2 separate regions of the Homo sapiens genome follow, and region 2 is linked to region 1. Evidence: read pairs that join two places in POLR2A ChIA-PET (ENCODE). Cell type or tissue: A673. All regions are shown on one strand. Links, peaks and the distances in the headings refer to the core of each region. The heading gives the core; the rest is flanking DNA.

Region 1 (10,977 bases), core at 40-8,039:
CTCCAAAAGTTAAGTTAGAAAAGTTCTGTGTTAGGGCCGGGCGCGGTAGCTCACGCCTGTAATCCCAGCACTTTGGGAGGCCGAGGCGGGTGGATCACGAGGTCAGGAGTTCGAGACCAGCCTGGCCAAGATGGTGAAACCCCGTCTCTACTAAAAATACAAAGAATTAGCTGGGCGTGGTGGCGGGCGCCTGTAATCCCAGCTACTCGGGAAGCTGAGGCAAGAGAATCGCTTGAACCCAGGAGGTGGAGGTTGCAGTGAGCCAAGATCGCGCCACTGCACTCCAGCCTGGGCGACAGAGTGAGATTCCATCTCCAAAAAAAAAAAAAGAAAAAAAAAAGAAAAGTTCTGTGTTGATGTACAGTTTCTCCTAAGAAGAAGCGAGGTGGTTGAATTTTGGAAGCACTTCTTGAATCGGATTAACCCATGCTCTTATTGAATTTTTTCATCTGCTCTGTTTAGTTTGATATTAAAGCAAAATTAAGAGGTCTTAGTTTTTCCTATAGAACTTTTAATATGTCAAAAGCTATATTGTCTAAATTTCAGTACTTAAGCAAATACTGAGTAGTGTTTTAAATTCAGAAATAGAGCTTCTATTATGAACACATGAGAATGATTTTTTTCTCTTAATCATTATTAAGGAAATATTTTAATTTCATGGTCATATAATGGTGATAAGTAATACCTGATTGTTTCCTTTTCTGTTCTAGTAACTCAGAGGAGATACGTGTTTTATTTGTGATAGCAAATTCCTAAATGAACATTAGGCAAGTGGTATCATTATCAGGCCAGCTGCAGCCTCTTGCCTTGACCTGCATTCCTAGAATTTCTTTGTTGCTGTAATTCTTGATTAAGTGACCTTGACTTTCATTTTGTAATTTTGCTAATCATCAGCAAATTCACTTGCATGACGTTACTGCCAAATATGAAGGCAGTTGAATTATTATGAGTGATTGTGGCAGAGGTTTGTGCCATGGTGAAAACTTTGATGTTTGTCTGTGTTCATTGGATCCATCTTTTTAAATGACATTACCATGAGTCTGTTGTCAAACCTAAATATCTTTGTTTGAATTTAAAATGGGACTCTATATTGTTGTAGTTCAGGTCTTCATTGACTAAGAGATTGAGAGAAATCTGACATAAGAAAATATTGTTTTCACTGCAGGAATAAAGAGGAAGTAACAGTGAATCCAATATAGTTCATATTGTTATTGTCCAATCATCAAGTTAACTAAGCATTATCAGATTACGTTTATTTCTCATACATATGGATATTAACTTAAGGTAAAAAAGCTGGATGTGAAGGATCTGAAAAGGCATTAATTTATGTACTAATTCTATAAACATGTATTAATAATTGCAGTATTATTAAATACAGATGGACTCAATGTACCTTTGAAAAGACCACTAATTTAGAAAACAAAGCTAAGTGCAGTCATTACAAGAAGCAAAGAAATACTTAAGTTAGAAAAAAATTAAAATGAAGGGATGGTCTAAGTTTTCTTCATGCTGGAACAAATGTTAAAGAAGCAGTGATTGCTTACAATGTATGTGATAAAATAATACCTTTCACAATCAAAATTTTAATAGTAAATATAAGATAAAATTTATATTAAATAATGAAAACGTATTTGTACTGAATTTAGTCACTAGAGAACATCGTAACAAAATACATGAAACAAAAGTAGCCAGAAATGTTAGAACAGGTGGAAATGTATACATTATTTGATGGTTTGTTTTTTTATGGAAATAAACAACATACATAGAATTAAATGGTGATCAAAAACATGGAAAAAATACTTCACTAAATAACGTCTAAGTTGTAGAGGTTGTGCCGGAAGATAATATTTTTAAAATAACAAATGTTCAAATGCCATAAAAGAAAATTTGTGTGATAATACCAAAGCAGTACTATAAGAAAATAAGCATGCTTTAAATCCCTGTATTAGGGATAGAGTGGAAATATTTTTGTTTTTTTTAAGGGGTATATAGTTAGAATTTAGAAAGAATGGAAATGGAAATAATAAAACTAAACAAATTAGAAAAAAATAACAAATTAGAAAAAATAAAAAGTATTAAGTAGTTCTTGTAGATTAAATGGGTAAAGTGTCAGCTCAGCCAGAAAAGTACAAATTAGTAAATTCGTAATTGAATAGGCAATACATAAAATCAATGAGATTTGAAAAGAGTTATCAGTTTGCTGCAAAAAATGTGATTAATATATGCCCAGCTCCTTATAAAGATAAAAAATTATGAAACTGACACTTTTAACAGAGAATATTCCAGATTGGTTATGAGAAATAACCCACAAACTAAGAATAACCAATTAAAATGGCATTTGCTTGTGAAAGCTTTCATGAGACTTTTCCAAACTGTCAAAGAACATATACTCCTGGCCGGGTGTGGTGGCTCACGCCTGTAATCCCACCACTTTGGGAGGCCGAGGCAGGCGGATCACAGAGTCAGGAGTTCGAGACCAGCCTGGCCAACATGGTGAAACCCCGTCTCTACTTAAAAAATACAAAAATTAACCAGGCATGGTGGCACATGCCTGTAATCCCAGCTACTCAGGAGGCTGAGACAGGAGAATTGCTTGAACCCAGGAGGCAGAGGTTGCAGTGAGCCGAGATCGAGCCACTGCACTCCAGCCTGGGTGGCAGAGCAAGACTCCATCTCAAAAAACAAAACAAAACAAAACAAAAAACCCCTATACTCCCAAAATATAGAAAATGATCATAAGACACTAATTCATTTAATGAAGTAAACAGGATTTTCATTTTAAAAATAAAATTATGTAAGAAAGATGATGCAAGAGGATGTAAGATAATGTAGGTGATTTTTTTATGAGTATAGATGCAAAAATCCGAATAAAATCTTAGAAAACTGAATAGAGAAATATTTTGAATAATTGTTCATGTAACTCCAGAATTTCAAAGTTGATGTAATAGTTACAAAACACATTACATTAATAAGAAATAATAAAATCTTTTGTCACTATAATATATACCAAAAAGGCATTTAAAATACACTTTCTATTTCAAAAAAACTAAAAGAATTTTTTAAAAGGGTATGTTTTAAAACCCAACATAATATTTGATGAAGAAGAGTCGTATAAAACCCCAGAATATTAGAGCTGTATGGGGCCTTAAAAGTTATTAAATTCTGGCCCCATGTTTTACAGATGAAAAAAACACAGCCAGGAAGATGAAATGACTTACCCAAGGTCACTGAGCTTGATGGTAGGTCTTTTGACTACTAGTCTGGCTCTATTACCTGTTAGTTTCCTTATGCATAGAAACAAGGGTGCCACCTTCATTACTAGTCTTCAACATAATACTAAAGAGCTCTTAGAAAAGGAAAGGATCTTGAAGTAGCTGAATCCAATCCATTTGCCCCTGCTTCTGCATCTCAGGTGAGCCATCATCCAGTCATTCATCTGCTTCTGCTTCCGATATTTGGGGAATCCTTTACTTAGGAGTGCTGATCCTTTTGGAAATCTCCACTTCTTGAAAGATGGTTCTGTGTAATTAACCAAAATCTGCCTTTCTGGATAATCCTGGAATTGTCACTCCAGTAGCTTCCAAGATAGAATGTGTGACGGTGTGCACAGGCCTCTGTTAAAGGGTAGGGGAGAAAATTTCTATGTATGTTAGTTTTTTATCTTAAAAAAATTAGCTTTTGTGAGGCTGGGCGTGGTGGCTCACGCCTGTAATCCCAGCACTTTGGGAGGCCGAGGCGGGCAGATCACGAGGTCTGGAGATTGAGACCGTCCTGGCTAACACAGTGAAACCCCGTCTCTACTAAAAATACAAAAAATTAGCTGGGCGTGGTGGCGGGCGCCTGTAGTCCCAGCTATTCGGGAGGTGAGGCAGTAGAATGGCATGAACCCGGGAGGCGGAGCTTGCAGTGAGCTGAGATCCTGCCACTGCACTCCAGCCTGGGTGACAGAGCGAGACTCTGTCTCAAAAAAATAAAAAAGCTTTTGCCAATATTTAAAATATGACTTGATGTGAGAGTCTTAATTTCTTCTACGCAGTATACAGATATATAGCATTCCTGTCATTTAGCAGGGGTGATAGTAAAACAAAAAAACAAAAAACCCCACAAAACCTGTGGTGAGGCACTGACCAATCAGAATGATTGATGGTCACAGTCTGGTCCAAAATTAGCCCCCACACCAGACACCATGGAGGAAAAGTGAGAGTAACTCAATTTAAGTTGACAGTGGTTTGTTTTATTGCAGTTTATCTGTGTGTGAATAGGTAGATTTAAGGATTGTTGGCCAGGTGTGGTGGCTCACACCTGGAATCCCAGCACTTTTAGGAGGCAGAGGCAGGCGGATCACTTGAGATCAGGAGTTCGAGACAGCCTGGCCAACATGGTGAAACCCTGTCTCTACTAAAAATACAAATTAGCCAGGCATGGTAGTGCATGCCTGTAATTCCAGCTACTTGGGAGGCTGAGGCAGGAGAATCGCTTGAACCGGGGAGGCAGAGGTTGCAGTGAGCCGAGATTGCGCCATTGCGCTCCAGCTTGGGCAACAAGAGCGAAACTCTGTCTCAAAAAAAAAAAAAAAAAAAAAGGATTGTCAAATGATTCTTGTAAGTAAACCATAAATTAAAGATAACAAAACAAGCACAAGAGAAAAATGATACAGCCCTTTCCTTGACCTCTCACTAATCTGCCCTTTTAAGATAAAGATATCATTTTAACTATGAGAAGGTAACTGCTTTTCTAAAGGAGCTCATTTTATGAAGATAATATTTTGAAAACTAATATTTAGGAGTGTTTTCACCATTCTATGATTGCCCAAAAACTAAGTGATACTTATAAAAACACTAAGTTTTATACATATACTAGTTGGAAATATTCCAAGCTGTAGAAATATTCCAACAAGGATTATTTCCATGGGGTTAATTTGTTAAAAATATAAAAGACACCACCTTTCTATTAATTTGTAACAACTAATTGACATCAGAGAAGATGAAAATTTACTAGCTGGATATCAACCAGATTTTTGTATTATTGGCAACTGAGATTGAAAAATGAATGAAAGAGTCTACTTCATCCATTTAGATATCCTTTCACTTGGATCTCCCTGTTTCCTTACTGTCCTAATGAATAGAAATGATCGTTACAAGCTGGGCATGGTGGCTTGCACCTGTAGTCCCAGCTACTGGGGAGGCTGAGGAGGGAGGATGGCTTGAGGCCAGAGTTGAAGGATCCAGAGATGATTGCGCAGTGACGCTAAGCTTGGGCCACAGAGTTGAGACCCTGTCTCTAAAAATTTTTTTTTAATTTAAATTATAAAAAGAGAAATGCTTGTTACAACCACAAAGGGAAACAAGATATACACATATAATTGTGGAAGTAAAAATAAATAATTTAAAAATACTTTTGGGTGCTCGCTTCGGCAGCACATATAGTTGGAATGATAGAGAAGATTTGCATGGCCCCTGCGCAAGATGACATACAAATTCGTGAAGTGTTCCATATTTAAAAAAACAAAAAATACTTTTGGGCCTGGCACTGTGGCTCATGCCTGTAATCCAAACACTTTGGGAGGCTGAGGCGGGCGGATTGCTTGAACCCAGGAGTTGGAGACCAGCCTGGACAACATGGTGAAATCCCGTCTCTATAAAAAAATACAAAAATTAACCAGGTGTGGTGGTGCACGCCTGTAATCCAAGGTACTTGGGAGGCTGAGGCGGGAGGATCGCTTGAGCCAGGAGGTTGGGCCTGGGTAACAGAGACCGTCTCAAAAAAATTTAAAAATTAAAAAAAAAACTTTCTGCAAGATGAAGTGACAATACCTGGAAAATACATGTGACTTGACCAAAAATTACTATAGGTGAAAATAAATTTAGCAAAGTTGCTTTCCTAAATACAACCCAAAATAGACTGGGAACAGCTACATACTGTTAATGGTTCCCTCTATGTGACATTCTAGAAAAGGCAGAACTATAGGGAGGGAAAACATCTGTGGTTGCCCAGGAGCTAGGGGTGGGAAGAGGGAATTTACTACAAAGAGGCACGAAGAAACTTGTGGGCCAGAGCTATTTTGGTCTCCGTTTTGGTGATGTATATACGTTTGCCAGAGTTCACAGAACTGCACACTGAAGAAAGATGGATTTCACGGAATGTGAATTATATCTCAACAAACTTGACTTCAAAAAACAGATCGAGAAAAGATGATTCTATTCCCAAAAAGGGGGAGGGGGGAAGATCATTATATAGGTGAGTGTTCATTTAAATCAGAGTACGAGATTTATCCGTGAAAATCGCAGTGGAGCGAACAAGGGGGATGCTGATACCGACCTCCTGGTTGGAAAGCCTGTAGAGCAGCGCGGATGACAGTGGAACAGCGGGTCAGGCGGTGGGCGCCTGAGCGAGGGGCTAGAGCGGGATGGGCGGGCGGAGCAAGCCTGCCAGCCTGGGCGGGGCCTCGGCACAGGAGCTGGCTGCGGGAGCCCGCCGTCCTGAGTCGCAGGCCGAGGAGACAGTGAGTGCGCGCCCTGAGTCGCAGGCCGAGGAGACAGTGAGTGCGCGCCCTGAGTCGCAGGCCGAGGAGACAGTGAGTGCGCGCCCTGGGCGCCCCGCCCCAGCCCCCAGCCCCTTCCCTGGGCCCCCGCAAGGCGGGAACGCGAGCGCCTCCCCCGAGCTGTGTCTCGAGACCTTTGTCCTCCCCTCACCCCTCGGCCCGCTGCCTGCCCTTTACTGGCCCCCTCCCTCATGCCCGTCCCTCAGCACCCTCTCCTTTCAACTAACTTTCCCGCTCCCGACAGTGGCTGCACTTCGTGACGCTGAGATACAGAAGGACGTGCAGGTGAGAGCTGTAGGGCCTGGAATGGCCCAAGTGGAGCCTAGGCTAATGGAAGTCTGGCCTGGCCCGCACCCTGTCCCCCGGGACTCCTGGAGTCGGGGTAGGGCAGGGTCTAGGCTTCGACCTTTCCAGGGAACTGAGGTCGGCCAAGTGGAGGTGGAGGTGGTGACGGAGCCCTCGCGCTGCAGTCACAGCTCTTCTCCCTCTCTACCCCTCACTCCACTGTGGGACGCTGGGTCAGACCTACTACGGGCAGGTGCTGAAGAGATCGGCAGACCTCCAGACCAACGGCTGTGTCACCACAGCCAGGCCGGTCCCCAAGCACATCCGGGAAGCCTTGCAAAATGTACACGAAGAAGTAGCCCTAAGGTAGAGTGCCCTGTGCTGTCCCCAGGAAGACCCCAAACAGCAGTTTTCCCAAAAGATAATGATGCAGGTCACTAGGGAATTAACCCGTAGCCACCAACCCATCAGCTTGCCTTGTCTATTGTAAAAATCCTAAATCTCAGCACCCATCATCTTACTGCTCTAAGAACCTCCGATGAGTCTGGGCGCGCCAGTGAGCCTGTAGTCCCAAGTGCTTGGGAGGCTGAGGCAGAGGATCGCGTGAGCCCAGAAGTTACAGGCTGTAGTGTGCGATCCGGGATGTGAATAGCCACTGCACTCCAGCTTGGTCAACATAGCCAGATGCATCTCTAAAATAAATGCGTACTTTAAAAAAATTGCCTAAAAAAAAGAACCTCCAGCGTGAACACTCTGTAGTCCCTACCCATGCTCACAGAATACAGTCACACTCACTGGATCTGCCATTCAAGATATGCGCAGTTCAGCACCCACTAATCAACCTTGGCCCTTTTGACCCTTCCCTTCCTCACTCCATCAGCACTGCCTGCCCAGCCGGCAGTCACCAATTTGGAAGGTCTTCCCTTTTCTTTTTCCTTCCCAACCCTGCGCATCCAGCACCACGCTGCTGTCCCACCTACTGCATGGAGCCTTCTCTAATCCTTGAGCGGCCTCTTCCCCAAACTGCCACAGCACTCTGTCACTCGGTCTGTCCGTAAATCACGGGAAGTGTTTTCTGTGCACGATGTTTTATCTCGCCTCTCAAATACACCTACGCGGCGGGGAGCGGTGGCTCACGTCCGTCATCCCAGAACTTGGGAGGCCAAGGCAGGTAGATCACTTGAGGTCAGAAGTTCAAGACCGACCTGGTCAACATAGTGAAACCCTGTCTCTACTGAAAATACAAAAATTAGCTGGGTGTAGTGGGGCACGCCTGTAGTCCCAGCTACTTGGGAGGCTGAGGGAGGAGAATCACTTGAACGTGGAAGGCGGAGGTCGCAGTGAGCGGAGATTGTGCCACTGCACTCCAGCCTGGGCAACAGAGAAAAACTCAGTCAAAACAAAACAAAACAAAAAAAAGGCCGGGGGTGGTGGCTTATGTCTGTAATCCCAGCACTTTGGGAGGCCGAGGCGGGAGGATCACGAGGCCAGGAGATCGAGACCATCCTGGCTATCATGGTGAAACCCCGTCTCTACTAAAAATACAAAAATATTATCCGGGTGTGGCGGCACGCGCCTGTAGTTCCGGCTGCTGGGGAGGCTGAGGCAGGAGAACGGCGTGAACCCGGGAGGCGGAGCTTGCAGTGAGCTGAGTTCGAGCCACTGCACTCCAGCCTGGGTGACAGGGCAAGACTCCGTCTCAAAAAAAAAAAAAAAAAAAAAAAAAAAAAAAATTAGCCAGGAGTGGTGGCAGGCGCTCGTAGTCCTAGCTACTCGGGAGGCTGAGGTAGGAGAATGGTGTCAACCCGGGAGGCGGAGCTTGCGGTGAGCTGAGATCGCGCCACTGCACTCCAGCCTGGGCGACAGAGCGAGACTCCGTCTCAAACAAAACAAAACAAAACAAAACAAAACAAATCAAAACAAAAAACGCCTATGGGACAGAAACCTTACATTTTTTCCTCAATAACTAGCGCAGTCCTGGGCCTGAATTAGAAGCTCAGCTAATGATTAAATGTATTTATTCAACACATTATTTTATTTTATTTATTTATTTTTGAGACGGAGTCTCACTCTGTCCCTTAGGCTGGAGTGCAGTGGCGCCATCTCTGCTCACTGCAACCTCTGCCTCCTGGGTTCAAGCCATTCTCCTGCCTCAGCCTCCCGAGGAGCTGGGATTACAGGTACCTGCTACCGTGCCCAGCTGATTTTTTGGTATTTTTAGTAGAGACAGGGTTTCACTATGTTGGCCAGGCTGGTCTCCAACTCCTTGCCTCAAGCGATCCGCCTGCCTTGACCTCCCAAAGTGCTGTGATTATAGGCGTGAGCCACCGCGCCCAGCCTGAACACATTATTTTAGATGGCTTATGAAGTCTTAGTGCCTAGCACATGCCCAACAATACTGTGGTAAAGCAGATACAGTCCCAGCCTTCATGGGTGTCCAGTTCAGTGGAGACTAAACATCAGAAGTATGAGTGAATGATGCAAGAAAGAAGGAAGGAAGGAAGGAACGGAGGGAGGGAGGGAGGAGGGAAGTATGTATAAGATTTAGTGGTTTCATGTCTTACAGTCTCCAGGGAAAAAATATGTGTTTTCCATTTCCCAGATATTATGGCTGTGGTCTGGTGATCCCTGAGCATCTAGAAAACTGCTGGATTTTGGATCTGGGTAGTGGAAGTGGCAGAGATTGCTATGTACTTAGCCAGCTGGTTGGTGAAAAAGGACACGTGACTGGAATAGACATGACCAAAGGCCAGGTGAGGCATGATTTGGAAGACAAGGAGAAAAAGATTCTCAAAAGCATTATTTGAAAAATAAAGTTGTTTTCTTCGTGGCTCTTCAAGGATAATTTAAGAAAGCTTCTAGTTAGCAATGCTCATTTGTGCCACTAGTGCTTCCTGTCTTGGAAACTGATAACTTGAACAATTAGGGGTTCTTCTGGGCGAACACAAGAGTCGGAGGTTTGCTCTGATATGAATATCGTGACGATAGAGTGGACTTTGATCTTTCCCTTCTTGCTGCCATCTATCCTGAAAGATTTTGTTATTGAATGAGGAGTTTATTCAAGCCAAACTGCACGGGCAGCAGGGAGTTTATGTCCCAGGTTGTAGTATATCCTACGTGTCCACAGGAATCTTGTATGTTTATCCAAAATAATCTAGGGGAAGTATATTCTGTTAGTGATAGGAAATTTTTAGGAAAAAGTTGTGTATTTTTTTCAAAATGTTATCAAAACTATATTTTTCTTACTTTAGGTGGAAGTGGCTGAAAAGTATCTTGACTATCACATGGAAAAATATGGCTTCCAGGCATCTAATGTGACTTTTATTCATGGCTACATTGAGAAGTTGGGAGAGGCTGGAATCAAGAATGAGAGCCATGATATTGTTGTGTAGGTCTATATTCTTACTGTTATGACTATAGCCCATTTTCTTTATTATTATTATTATTATTATTGAGATGGACTCTCGCTCTGTCACCCAGGCCAGAGTGCAGTGGCCCAATGTCAGCTCACGATAACCTCTGCCTCCCGGGTTCAACTGATTCTCTTGCCTCAGCCTCTCAAGTAGCTGGGATTATAGGCACACGCTACCACATCCAGCTAATTTTTTAAATCTTCTTTTAGTAGAGACAGGGTTTCACCATGTTGGCCAGGCTGGTCTCAAACTCCTGATCTCAGGTGATCCACCCGCTTCCACCTCCCAAAGTGCTGGGATTACAGGTGTGAGGCACTGTGCTCAGCCCTCATTTCCTTTTGAACACAGAGATGTCACTATTACTGTTTGCTGAATTGACTCTCATTTAGGGTGTTAAACTAAACTTAGCATGGCTTACTAATGGGAGAGAGCTGGTTTGAGCTGCTGGAGCTCACCAGCAGCAGAACACACCAGACCAAGAGGGAACTTACTTGAAACTTAACCACAAACCAATGAACCCAAAAGACCAGCAGGACCACTAAGTTTGCTCCTACAATACATGCTGACCTGTATCTTTCATAATATTTTCATGGTAAATTATAGGATTCTATTTCCTTTTTTCCCTCAAGTTGTTATTGTCAAATCATGCCCAAGTGACAGCTGCCTTTGAGGAACATAGCCTGTTTACGTGAAGCATAAGAAATGCCTTGTGCCGGCCAGGTGCGGTGGCTCACGCCT
Region 2 (11,313 bases), core at 2,187-10,186, 63 kb before region 1:
TTTAATAAACCATATTTTTTCCCCTAAACTCTGTTGTTGTTGTGTAAATCTTTTAAAGTTTTTTTTGTTTGTTTGTCTTTTTTATTTTTTATTTTTGAGATGGAGTCTCGCTCTGTCGCCCAGGCTGGAGTGCAGTGGCGTGATCTTGGCTCACTGCAATCTCTGCCTCTCTTGTTCAAGCGATTTTCCTGCCTCAACCTCCTGAGTAGCTGGGATTACAGGCGCGCACCACCACGCCTGGCTAATTTTTATATTTTTAGTAGAGACGGGATTTCATCATGTTGGTCAGGCTGGTCTCGAACTCCTGACCTCGCGATCTGCCTGCCTCGGCCTCCCAAAGTGCTGGCAATACAGGTGTGAGCCACCGCGCCTGGCCAAAGTTGATTTTCTTAATGGAATAAACATTGATACAAACTGTTTTGGGGGCTGGTGAATAGACAACCAGGAGGACAATGATGAGAAGGAAAGTGTTCAAAAGCTGTCATTTAATATGCTAACATGCTTTTTTAATTTTTTAGGATAAGGAAGCCTGTGTGGGTACCAACAATCAAAGCTACATCTGTGACACAGGACACTGCTGTGGACAGTCTCAGTGCTGCAACTACTACTATGAACTCTGGTGTAAGTCCTTGCTTGGGTGCCTCTCAGTATCCCAGGGTCCCAGTTACTGCCTCTGCTTAGTGGGAAACTCTGGGCATTAGCCCTTTTCGGATTCTCTTGGGGACAGTGTTGGTGAGTGGAATCTGTTTATGGGTTCCAGAAGTGCTTCCTTTGTAGAGGAAGAGAGTTCTGGTGCTCTTTGGACTTTGTTAGCTGAAGACTAGAGAATATGGTCTTAGCCAGGTCTGCTGCAGAAGCTCTTGCCTGAGGTTCTCCTGGCTGCCCTCTCCATTGTGTGCTGAGCAGCTGACAACAACTTAGATGCTTCCTTGGGCCCTCCCAGAAGCCCAGGTTTGCCTTTCTTTTTTTTTTTGACGGAGTCTCGCTCTGTCACCAGGCTGGAGTGCAGGCGCAACCTCAGCTCATTGCAGCCTCTGCCTCCCGAGTTCAACTGATTCTCCTCCCTCAGCCTCCTGAGTAGCTGGTACTACAGGTGTGCACCACCATGCCCAACTAATTTTTGTATTTTTAGGAGAGATGGGGTTTCACCGTATTGGCCAAGATGGTCTCGATCTGTTGACCTCGTGATCTGCCCGCCTTGGCTTCCCAAAGTGCTGGGATTAGAGGCGTGAGCCACCACACCTGGCTGGCTTGCTGTTTTTGCAGAGAGAGGTTGCAAGCCAAGCTACTATGAATGCCAGGCCACTCTAGATGGTCACTATGCCATTTTCTTGTAAGGACCACAGGGGCTTCCAGAATTTCCCATAGAACCTCATGGAGTGCCTCTGTTTCTGAGGGTCCTTCGGAAAGGAACAGTCTTTCCCTAGGTCCTTGCCTATAGAGGACCTTCTGGAGAAAGGGAGTCTTGAGGCTCAGCTCCTTTTATTTCTTACCCAGTTCTCACATGGAAGTTCCTGGAGGATTCTCCAGTGTACCTAACCTTTTACTGTCAGCTAAATCCCATGTGGAGGCTGGGCACAGTAGCTCACGCTTATAATCCCAGCACCCTGGGAGGCCAAGGCATGTGGATCACTTGAGCCCAAGAGTTCAATACCAGCCTGGCTAACATGGTGAAACCCCCTCTCTACTAAAAATACAAAAATTATCTGGGCATGGTGGTGTGTGCCTGCAGTCCCAGCTACTCAGGAGGCTGAGGCAGGAGAATCACTTGAACCCGGGAGGCGGAGGTTGCAGTGAGCCGAGGTTGCGCCACTGCACTCCAGCCTGGGCAACAGAGCGAGGCTCCATCTAAAAAAAAAAAAAGAAAAATGCCATGTGGAAACCATCTTTGTCTTGCCACTGGTTTGACTGAAGCCAGAACCACTTGCTTCTTCAAGTTGCACGACAGTGGTGATGGTGTTAGGGTCTTCAGGGAGTGACCCAAGGTTGCTTCAACTGACACTCTTTGTACTCTGACCTTCCTGGAACTCAGACGAGACAGTGTAGGATGCTGGACAAAGAATGAGAGGGTGTTGGGGGGGTGGTGCTTAGGACAGCGAGGCCCCAGGTGACTGACATTGCCGTAGTTCTTACAATTGTCTCTTGAGAAAGGAGACTGCAGGCGGTTTCCCCAGATGATTCTAAGCCCTCATCACTGCCTCCATTTGGAAACAGACTTCGGGTTTGTCAAACCATGACCTTGCCCCCACCATCCTATCTGCGCCTTTCCCCTTTCTCATCCCCCCCATCAACCCCTGTGTCAGTGATATGGCAAGAAAGCAGCCAGAAGGACTATTGTTTGGTCCAGAAAGGAAATTAGACTCTTGGCTGGGAGGTCTGTCCATCTGAAATGCAGTTGTATTTGTAGCCAACAGGAGTGGTTCCTCCAAACAAGACCTCTCCCTCACCCTCGCTTTTCCCTTTTGAGGACTGAGGACGGGCTCATCTGCCTTTCTGAGGAATTCCAGGAGCAGTCCAGTGCAGGAGAGCACAAGGCTCAAGATGTCCCCACCAGACCTGCAGATATATAAGCAGCAGTGAAGGAGGGCACAGTCATTGTTGCTATTTTAGAAGGGGTGGGGCTGAGAAACTTACTAGAGGACACACAGTGCCAAGCAGGTAGACAGACTCTGTTTAAATGTTTTAAAATGCAGATAACCACAGGGTTCAAATTCTCCTTCCCACCCTTTGTTAAAACAAAAGTTGAAGCTGGGCTGCCAAAAAGCCACAGAGCTGTAGTTTGTTTTTCTGGGTCCTGGCCAGGCGGCATCAGTTGTGAAAAGGAACGAAGTTGCTCATGGCCCCGTCTCAGATTGACAGAGCCTCCTGGGCTTTTGGCAGAGCCGACTCAGGAGCCACCTGAATTGGGTCACCAAAGCCAGGGCAGGGGGGTGGAGTGGTGGGGACAGGGAGACCCAGAGGGCAAGGAGGTAGTCTGGGAAAGCAGGTGCCTCACCCCAAGGGCTTAAAGAAAGTCAGAGAAAGAGCTGCATGAACGGCTAAGTGTCTCTCTAGCTACGGGCGTTTAGGAAAGGAGGCCCAGCAGAGAGCAGTGTCTAGACGGAGAGAAAAGGTGCCCCGTTAAATGAGCTGGCATGTGTTTTCCACGTTCTGGAGGCATGGGAGACATAAAAGCAAAACGCCCTTCTCAGGAAGTCCTCCGATCTCCCTCTTTATTGAGGTCATGGCTTCTGCCTGGTGTGTATGGGAGGGAGGTTGATGTTGGAACAAACACCTGAAGTTCTCATCAAAATGGCACTTTTTGTTGCTTTCAACCCTGTTCCCTCTAACTGCCTCTCAACTTTGCCTGAAGTGTGAAAGTCACGGGCTTTGGGCTGATTTCCTTCCCACCTTCCTTTGGAAAGAAAATTCCTCAGCCAGGAAATCCTTTGGCAGAGTTTTCATCAGACAGGGCAACTCCTTAACTATAGTTGCCTACAGGAAAGGCCTCCGGGAAAAAATGCCATTTCTACCCACCCTTTACCTCTACTAAACTGCATTTTCCTGTGTGCTGAGGAAAATTCTCAATTCTCACACACATACTTACACACACACACGGTTTACACAGACACACAAGCACACATAGACCTGAGCTCTGGCCGGCAACCTTTCCCACATGTCTTTTCAATGTTTCATAACCCAAACCAGTTATTGGGCCTGCATGTGTTGAGAACGGCAGATCCTGTTTAATAGGGGCAGTAGTTGAGGCTATTAAGGACCTGATCGTTGTTAGTATTATCTCCATGCATTTTTACGGCACCTGTACTTTAATTCATCATTCCATCAGTTATTCATTCAGCAAACCCTTATTCCAGTGCTCTTGAACTTTAGCAGGCATCAGAATTTCCTGAAGGGCTACCGAAAACACACACTTCTGGGCCCTACTCCCAGAGCTTTTGATTCAAAACTGAGAATTTAAAAACCTGAGAATGTGCAATTGTAACAAGTTCCTAGTTGATGCTGTGACCTCCTCTGGGCTGGAAACTGGAGAGACAGAATTCTTACCTTCAGAAGGTAATCCAGCGGGGAGGGGATAGGATGTGCATTGGCCCAAACCCCAAAGCCACTCCTCCCTGTTCTCATCCTGGGGCTCTCTCCACTCAGCAAGCTACATTTTCCAGGGAGAGATCAAAGTTGGGAATTTCTGCCCTTGAGATCATTTGGGAGAATTTCACCCAGGCATCAGTTTCCCCTGGTTTGGGCTTTAGGAGGGAGAGGGGTATGTTTCTGGACAGTGGAATTTCCCTGAAGTGACACAAAACAGGCTATTAGCAAATCCTGTCAGTGCTGCCCAACTCGTTTTTCATTTTTTATTCTCTCTCTTTTTTTCTTTCTCTCTCTCTTTCCTTTCCCTCCCTCCCATCTCCCTCCTCCTCTCTCCCCTCCCTCTCCACTCTTCCTCTCCCCTCCCTCCCCACTTTTCCTCCCCCCTCCCTCCCACCCTTCCCTACCCTTCCCCCCACCCCCACCCTTCCCCCACCCTGCCACCCCTCCCCCACCTTCCCACCCTTCCCCCCACCCTCCCCTCCCCTTCCTCCACCCTCCCCTACCCTTCCCCCAGCCTTTCCCTTTCCCCCTTCCCCCTCCTCCTTCCACCTTCTCCTTCCTTCCTTCCTTCCTTCCTTCCTTCCTCTTTTTGTGTGTGTGAGACAAGGTTTCACTCTATCACCCAGGCTGGAGTGTAGTGGTATGATCTTTGGTCACTGCAGCCTTAACCTCCTGGACTCAAGGGATCCTCCTGCCTCAGCCACTTAAGTAGCTGGGACTATGAGTATGTGCCACCATGCCCATCTAATTTTTGTATTTTTTTGTAGAGATAAGGTTTCGCCATGTTGCCCAAGCTTCGTTTTTTACCTGCCGTTTTTTTTTGTTTTGTTTTTAGTTTGTCTTAAGATACCCATTGTTAGCAAGAGCTCAGTAAATAGGAGTTGATTGAATTTCCAGTGCCAAGAACAGAACCTAAAAGCAGACTTTGGACTTGTTCCTAACCTGTGTTTCTTTTTTCCTTTTCTTTCTTGAGACAGCGTCTCACTCCCTCGCCCAGGCTGAAGTGCAGTGGCATGATCTCGCTTCCCAGGTCCAAGCGATTCTCCCACCTCAGCCTCCCAAATAGCTGGAATTACAGGTGTGCGCCAGCATGCCCAGCTAATTTTTGTATTTTTAGTAGAGATGGGGTTTCACCATGTTGGCCAGGCTGGTCTCCAAATTCTGACCTCAAGTGATCCACCTGCCTCAGCCTCCCAAAGTGCTGGGATTACAGGCATGAGCCACCACACTGGGCCCTGTGTTTCTTTATGGAATACTTTTTGGGGGTTAAAAGGGAAATTGAAAGGAAATTTTAAAGGAAACCCTGCCCATCTATGGTTAAGCCTGTAACAACAACAATAAACACACTAAGAACTTACCATACATCAGGCATAGTTCTGCGTATACTACATATATTAACTCATTTAGTCCTCACAGTGACCAGATAAGTTAGAGACCTTTATTCTCCCCGTTTTACAGATGAGGGAAGTAAAACCAAAATGACCAAGGTCACAAAGCTAGAATATGTGTTTTTAAGCTGGGCTTTGAACCCAGGCCATCTGCCTTTTCTCTTCCACGTCTGCAGTCATGCTTGTAGGAAAGTTGGCTGGGCTTTCAGAAGAAGTTGCGAGTCTCTGACGTCTTCATTTCCCAAATTCAGGCCTTTTCCACTGTGGCAGTGGCAGGAGCTCTTGCTGAGAGCAAGGAAGGGCCAGGGGAGCCAGTCACCCACCGTCCTGCAGGATGGGAGGAGAGCTCACTTACAGTATGCTTGAGCCTCCTAATGGGGAATTTCCTGCCAGTTGAAGAGTGGTGTTTTCCCAAGTTTGTAGTGAACTCTTGGGGTTTGTAGTGTAGTCATGGGGCACATGACTCAGTTCCTACACTGGACTGTGATTGTTTTTAAAAACATGTTTTCCATTTTGCTTAGCATGACAAATGCACCCCACAGTGAACTCACAATTTTCAAAACTTGTCTTTGAGGAATGTAGTCTCTTGGTAGGTGTGTGTTTGTTGGGGAAAGGAGGGTCATATTTCTGTCTCTGGTGTGTCTTTTGTTGGGTTTTCCTTTTTTTTTTTTTTGGAGGCAGGGTCTTGCTCTGTCTGTTGCCCAGGCTGGAGTGCAGTGGCGCTATCTTGGCTCACTGCAAGCTCCGCCTCCCAGGTTCACGCCATTCTCCTGCCTCAGCCTCCCGAGTGGCTGGGACTATAGGTGCCTGCCACTACGCCCAGCTAATTTTTTGTATTTTTAGTGGAGACGAGGTTTCACTGTGTTAGCTAGGATGGTCTCCTCGTGATTCGCCCGCCTTGTCCTCCCAAAGTGCTGGGATTCTAGCCTTGAGCCACCGCGCCCAGCCAGGTTTTCCTTTTTTTTAAAGTTTTCTTCTTTGTGCTTACTTCAGCAGCACCTATACTAAAATTGGAATGATACTGAGATTAGTGTGGCCCCGGCCAAGGATAGCAGGCAAATTTGTGAAGCACTCCATAAAAAAAAGTAAAAAATGTAAAAATGAACTTTCTTCCTTGGTTTTGAAATCTAGCTAAAAGATTAAAATTTTTCCTAAGTTGGCCAGGTGTGGTGACTCACACCTGTAATCCCAGCACTTTGGGAGGCTGAGGTGGGTGGATCACTTGAGGTCAGGAGTTCGAGACCAGCCTGGCCAACATGGTGAAATGCCATCTCCACTAAAAATACAAAATTAGCTGGGTGTGGTGGTGCATGCCTGTAGTTCCAGCTACTTGGGAGGCTGAGGCAGGAGATTCGTTTGAACCCGAGAGGCGGAGGTTGCAGTGAGCCGAGATCACACCACTCCACTCCAGCCTGGGTGACAGAGCAAGACCCTGTCTCAAAAAAAAAAAAAAAAAAGCCCTTTTTTTTTTAAAAAAAAAATTATACTTCTGGTTCAGTGAATCTAGCCTTTTTCTGGATCAAGGATTCCTTTAAAAATCTGATGAACACTTTAAATTCTCTCCCCAAGAAAAACTTGTAATCACACTGCAGTAGTCAGGATAGGCTAAGTTGTGCCACAGGAACAAGCAAGTCCAAAATCCTAGTGACCTAAAAACAGCAGGTTTATTCCTCACTCACACTGTGTGTCCATCGAAGGTTGGATGAGAGTTTTGTTTCCACTTCACCATCCTCTGGGACCCAGACTGATGTGAAATCACCATCTGGGATGTTGCCAGTTGCCAAAACAGAAGGAAGACTAATGGAGGGTCTCATATTAGCAAGACACATTTTGGCCTCTAAGTGACATATATCACATCCAATCTCAATTCATTAGTTAGACTTAGTCCCAAAGCCTCACCCAGTCACAAGGGGGTCAGGAAGTTCAAGCCTACCCACATGCCTAGAAGGAGAAGAAGCAGAAATACTTGGCAAACATGAAAACCAATGCATGAGATTTTCTTTAAAACGGGGAAAACAAAACAAAACAAAACAAAACAAAAACAACCATGTTGGCCAGGTGTGGTGGCTCATACCTGTAATCCTAGCACTTTGGGAGCCAAGGTGGGAGGATTACTTGAAGCCAGGAGTTTGAGAGCAGCCTGGGCAACAAAGTGAGACCACCCCCCTATATCTACAAAAAATTTAAAAATTAGCCAGGTGTGGTGTGCACCTGTAGTCCTAGCTACTAGAGAGGCTAAAGTGGGCTCCTTGAGCCCAGGAGTTGGAGGCTGTAGTGAGTTCTGGTCTCTACTGTACTCCAGCCTGGGTGACAGAGTAATACCTGTCTCAAAAATTTATTTTAATTAAATTTTTTAAAAAATTGTAAAAGCTGTGAAATAGATCATATATATTGCAGTATAAAAGTTAGAAGTTGGTTTACCTTTAGGTAGAGAACTATTGAAAAAATGACTGGTGGCCAGGTAAAAAACTAGTAGAGTTAGATGCTGGCTATCTTTTTTTTTTTTAGAGATGGGATCTCGCTGTGTTACCCAGGCTGACCTCACAAGAAGCAATCCTCTCATCTCAGCCTCCCAAGTAGCTAGGATTTTAGTTGTGAGCCACTGCGCCAAGCAGATGCTGATTACCTAACGGGAGAATGTACTTTTAAAATTTTAAAGTTTGGCCATCTCTGGTATTTCACACCTGTAATCCCAGCACTTTGGGAGGCTGAGGCAGGGGGATTGCTTGAGACCAGAGTTTGTTTGAGACCAGCCTGGGCAACCTTGTGAGACCTCATCTCAACAACAACAACAACAAAATTAGTGGGGTGTGGTGGTGCATGCCCGTAGTCCCAGCTACTCAGGAGGCCAGAGCGGGAGGATCACCTGAGCCCAGGAGATCAAGGCTGCAGTGAGCTGCGTTCACACCACTGCACTCTACCCTGGGTGACAGTGAGACCTTGTCTCTTAAAAATAAGTTAAAAAAAATTGGCCTGGCACGGTGGCTCACACCTGTAATCCCAGCACTTTGGGAGGCTGAGGCGGGCGGATCACTTGAGCTCAGGATTTTGAGACCAGCCTGGCCAACATGGTGAAACCCTGTCTCTACTAAAAATACAAAAAAAAAAAAACCAATTAGATGGGTGTAGTGGCACGCACCTGTAGTTGCAGCTGCTGAGGAGGCTGAGGCACAAGAATCACGTGAGCCTGGGAGGCGGAGGTTGCAGTGAGCTGAGTTCCCTTGCCACTCCAGCCTAAGCGACAGAATGAGACCCTGTCTCAAAAAATAAATAAATAACAATAAAGTAAAAAAAAAAAAAGTTATAAAGTAACACAGAAGTATAATGGACTGTGAGATTACACTGAGAAAGTAAGAGAAGTATAGGTAATACAAAATGGTTGTCAGCCCAGAATAATTTAGACTTGACTCCGAAATACACATGCAGCCAGGTTCTTAAGCAGAGTGTCCACCCCAACAACCCTAGGAGATGTTATCAAACTGCATCTGTAGCCAGTTTCACCTCCATAACTCCTTTCCAGCCTCTCCACCCTTCTGCAAGGGTTCCTCTGCCAGTGTCTACTCTTAAGTCAGCCAGAATTCATAAAGAAAGAAACATAAGTTAAGCAAGTTTGACTAGTGAACCGGGAAAGACCAAAAAGGAGACTGCTAAGTTCACTTTATGGTCTCTGGTTAGGAATGGATTTTCCTGTCTGCTGATGGGTAACAGGGAAAAAAATCCTCTGTCTGTTCTCTTGCTGCAAGGCTGCAGCATGAAGCTTTGGTTGAACAGCGATACCCACTGAAAGCAATTAAGTGCCGTGGAATGGTACTGCCAGCCTGCCGGGGCTGGGGGGCATGTCACTGTCCTGCCCCACTTGGTGGAGGGCAGCTTTGTGAGGAGATTCAATGGGGGCATTCCAGGGGGACAGAGAAAGAGCTGTCGCCAGATGCCACACCCTAAATGCCAAGGGATCTTTTGGAAAATTGTGTATATACAAATAAGGGGGAAAAACATCAAGGATTTATTCATTTTTACAAGTCTGTTTTGTGGGGGAGGGAGGCATTTTTTTCTTTTTTTAAACAAGGTTAACTTGATTTAACTCATTCTGACAAGAGATACATGTGGAACTACTTTTAAAATTTTAAACACAAATTTATAATTACAAAGCAGATGATAAAAAATACACATAGCATTTGGAATGGAAAACAATGGAAGTTTTTCAAGAATAGAGAACAAACAATATTATCTATTCTCATTTAGTAACAACTCATCTTAAAATTATTCCTTTGATACATTTTTAGTTGAGAAAAAAATATTCTTTTTACTACAGAGAAGCACATGTCCATCTTAGAAAAATTAGGAAATAGAACAAAGGAGCAGGTACTGTCTGTCATCCAGAGTTACCCCATGGTTAGAGCTTCCTGACCATACCCCTCCTTTTTCTGTCCATATATACTTTTTTTTTTAAGACTGAATCTCACTCGGTTGCCAGGCTGGAGTGCAGTGGCGTGATCTCAGCTCACTGCAACCTCCCCTCCTGGGTTCAAGCGATTCTCAGCCTCCCAAGTAGCTGGGACTATAGGTGTGTGCCACCATGCCCAGCTAATTTTTGTATTTATTTTTAGTAGAGATGGGGTTTCACCATGTTGGCCAGGATGGTCTCGATCTCTTGATGTCGTGATCCGCCCACCTTGGCCTCCCAAAGTGCTGGGATTACAGGGTGTGAGCCCCTGCGCCCAGCCATACGTACTTTTTTTAAGCAAAAGTTAGGATCATATTTTATTTTGTCATCTGCTTTTTTTCATTTAATATCAGAAACTCTTTGTATGTCAAAAATAATATTATGTGAGTAATTTTTTAATGATTCATATTATTTCATTGTATAGCCATATTCCTAGAGGAATTTAAAAACCTACCCAGAAATTATTGATTAAAAAAAAAAAGCTAGCCAAAGTAAAATTAGTCATAGATATTTTTAAAATTTAATTTGTTTTGGCCGGGCGCGGTGGCTCACACCTGTAATCCTAGCACTTTGGGAGGCTGAGACGTGAGGATCTCTTGAGCCCAGGGTTCAAGACCAGCCTGGGCAACACAGGGAGAAAGCCAGGCATGGTGGCATATGCTTGTAGTCCCAGCTACTCAGAAGGTGGAGGTGGGAGGACAGCTTGCGCCCAGAAGGTTGAGGCTTCGGTTGAGCTGTGATCGCACCACTGTACTCCATCCTGGGTGACAGAGCAAGACCCTGTCTCAGAAAAAAAGAAAATTAATTTGTTTCTAGTTTTATATTTTGAAAGAAAATAATCAAAAGAAGAAAATTTAAATTTCTTATTCTGTCATTTAAAGATGTCATTATTTTTGTTTTCCTTTCAGTTCTTTCCCCCTCGTGCGTATATGTGTATGTGTGTTATGTGAAAAGCAAAATTCCTCATTAATTAAAAAAAAAATTTAAAAGCCTTTTGTGCCACACATTTAAAAATTGGAGAGGAGGTCTTATATTGGGGTTTGCTGAGATTCTCTGAGTATGATCCCAGAGACAGCACAGAGGGAAGTAAAGAGCTGTGGGGCTTGGCCTCTGTTCCGCCACCCTTCCCTGGAGCAGGGAGGAAGAAGCGGCTGCTAATGGCCCTGCATCTACTGCAAGGGCAGGCCAAAGGGAGGGAGAGTTGATTGTGGCAGTGGGAGATGGAATTGTACCCGATTAGGATTATGTCGAGAGCAGAGGAAATCATTTACACTCTCTAGGGAGGAGATGGACCTGAGGCAATTAGAATTTTTCCACCTCTAACTTTAGTGATTCTTGTATTACAGAGGCATACATGATAGAGAAAAGCACCTGATTTTTTTGATGCTATCAGGA

The links. Peaks named below come from ENCODE experiments on the same cell type or tissue, not always from the same donor. Only the 100,000 strongest peaks of a DNase experiment are listed, where the experiment ranks them.
Region 2: POLR2A ChIA-PET joins it to region 1 with 16 read pairs; 7 of 35 experiments call an interaction of 5 or more read pairs at or near these places.

The regions. Positions count from the first base shown.
Region 1 is chr10:102,863,020-102,873,996 of GRCh38, forward strand. BORCS7 (BLOC-1 related complex subunit 7) reads left to right here. Exons shown (of 5, transcript NM_001136200.2): 5 at 1-1,942. AS3MT (arsenite methyltransferase) reads left to right here and starts at 6,451. Exons shown (of 11, transcript NM_020682.4): 1 at 6,451-6,574; 2 at 6,786-6,826; 3 at 7,065-7,192; 4 at 9,429-9,579; 5 at 10,078-10,214. The coding sequence starts at 6,574. It overlaps BORCS7-ASMT (BORCS7-ASMT readthrough (NMD candidate)), which reads left to right. Exons shown (of 15, transcript NR_037644.1): 6 at 6,786-6,826; 7 at 7,065-7,192; 8 at 9,429-9,579; 9 at 10,078-10,214. It also overlaps the pseudogene LOC124902567. In A673, for the core only: no CTCF peak of the experiment used is centred there; a DNase peak (open chromatin) is centred at 6,442; H3K4me3 peaks cover 1,160 bases; H3K27ac peaks cover 907 bases.
Region 2 is chr10:102,797,475-102,808,787 of GRCh38, forward strand. WBP1L (WW domain binding protein 1 like) reads left to right here. Exons shown (of 4, transcript NM_001083913.2): 2 at 519-621. It also overlaps the pseudogene RNU6-1231P. Among named protein-coding and RNA genes, the nearest start is that of CYP17A1-AS1, 30 kb to the right of the region's middle. In A673, for the core only: no CTCF peak of the experiment used is centred there; a DNase peak (open chromatin) is centred at 5,777; H3K27ac peaks cover 1,888 bases.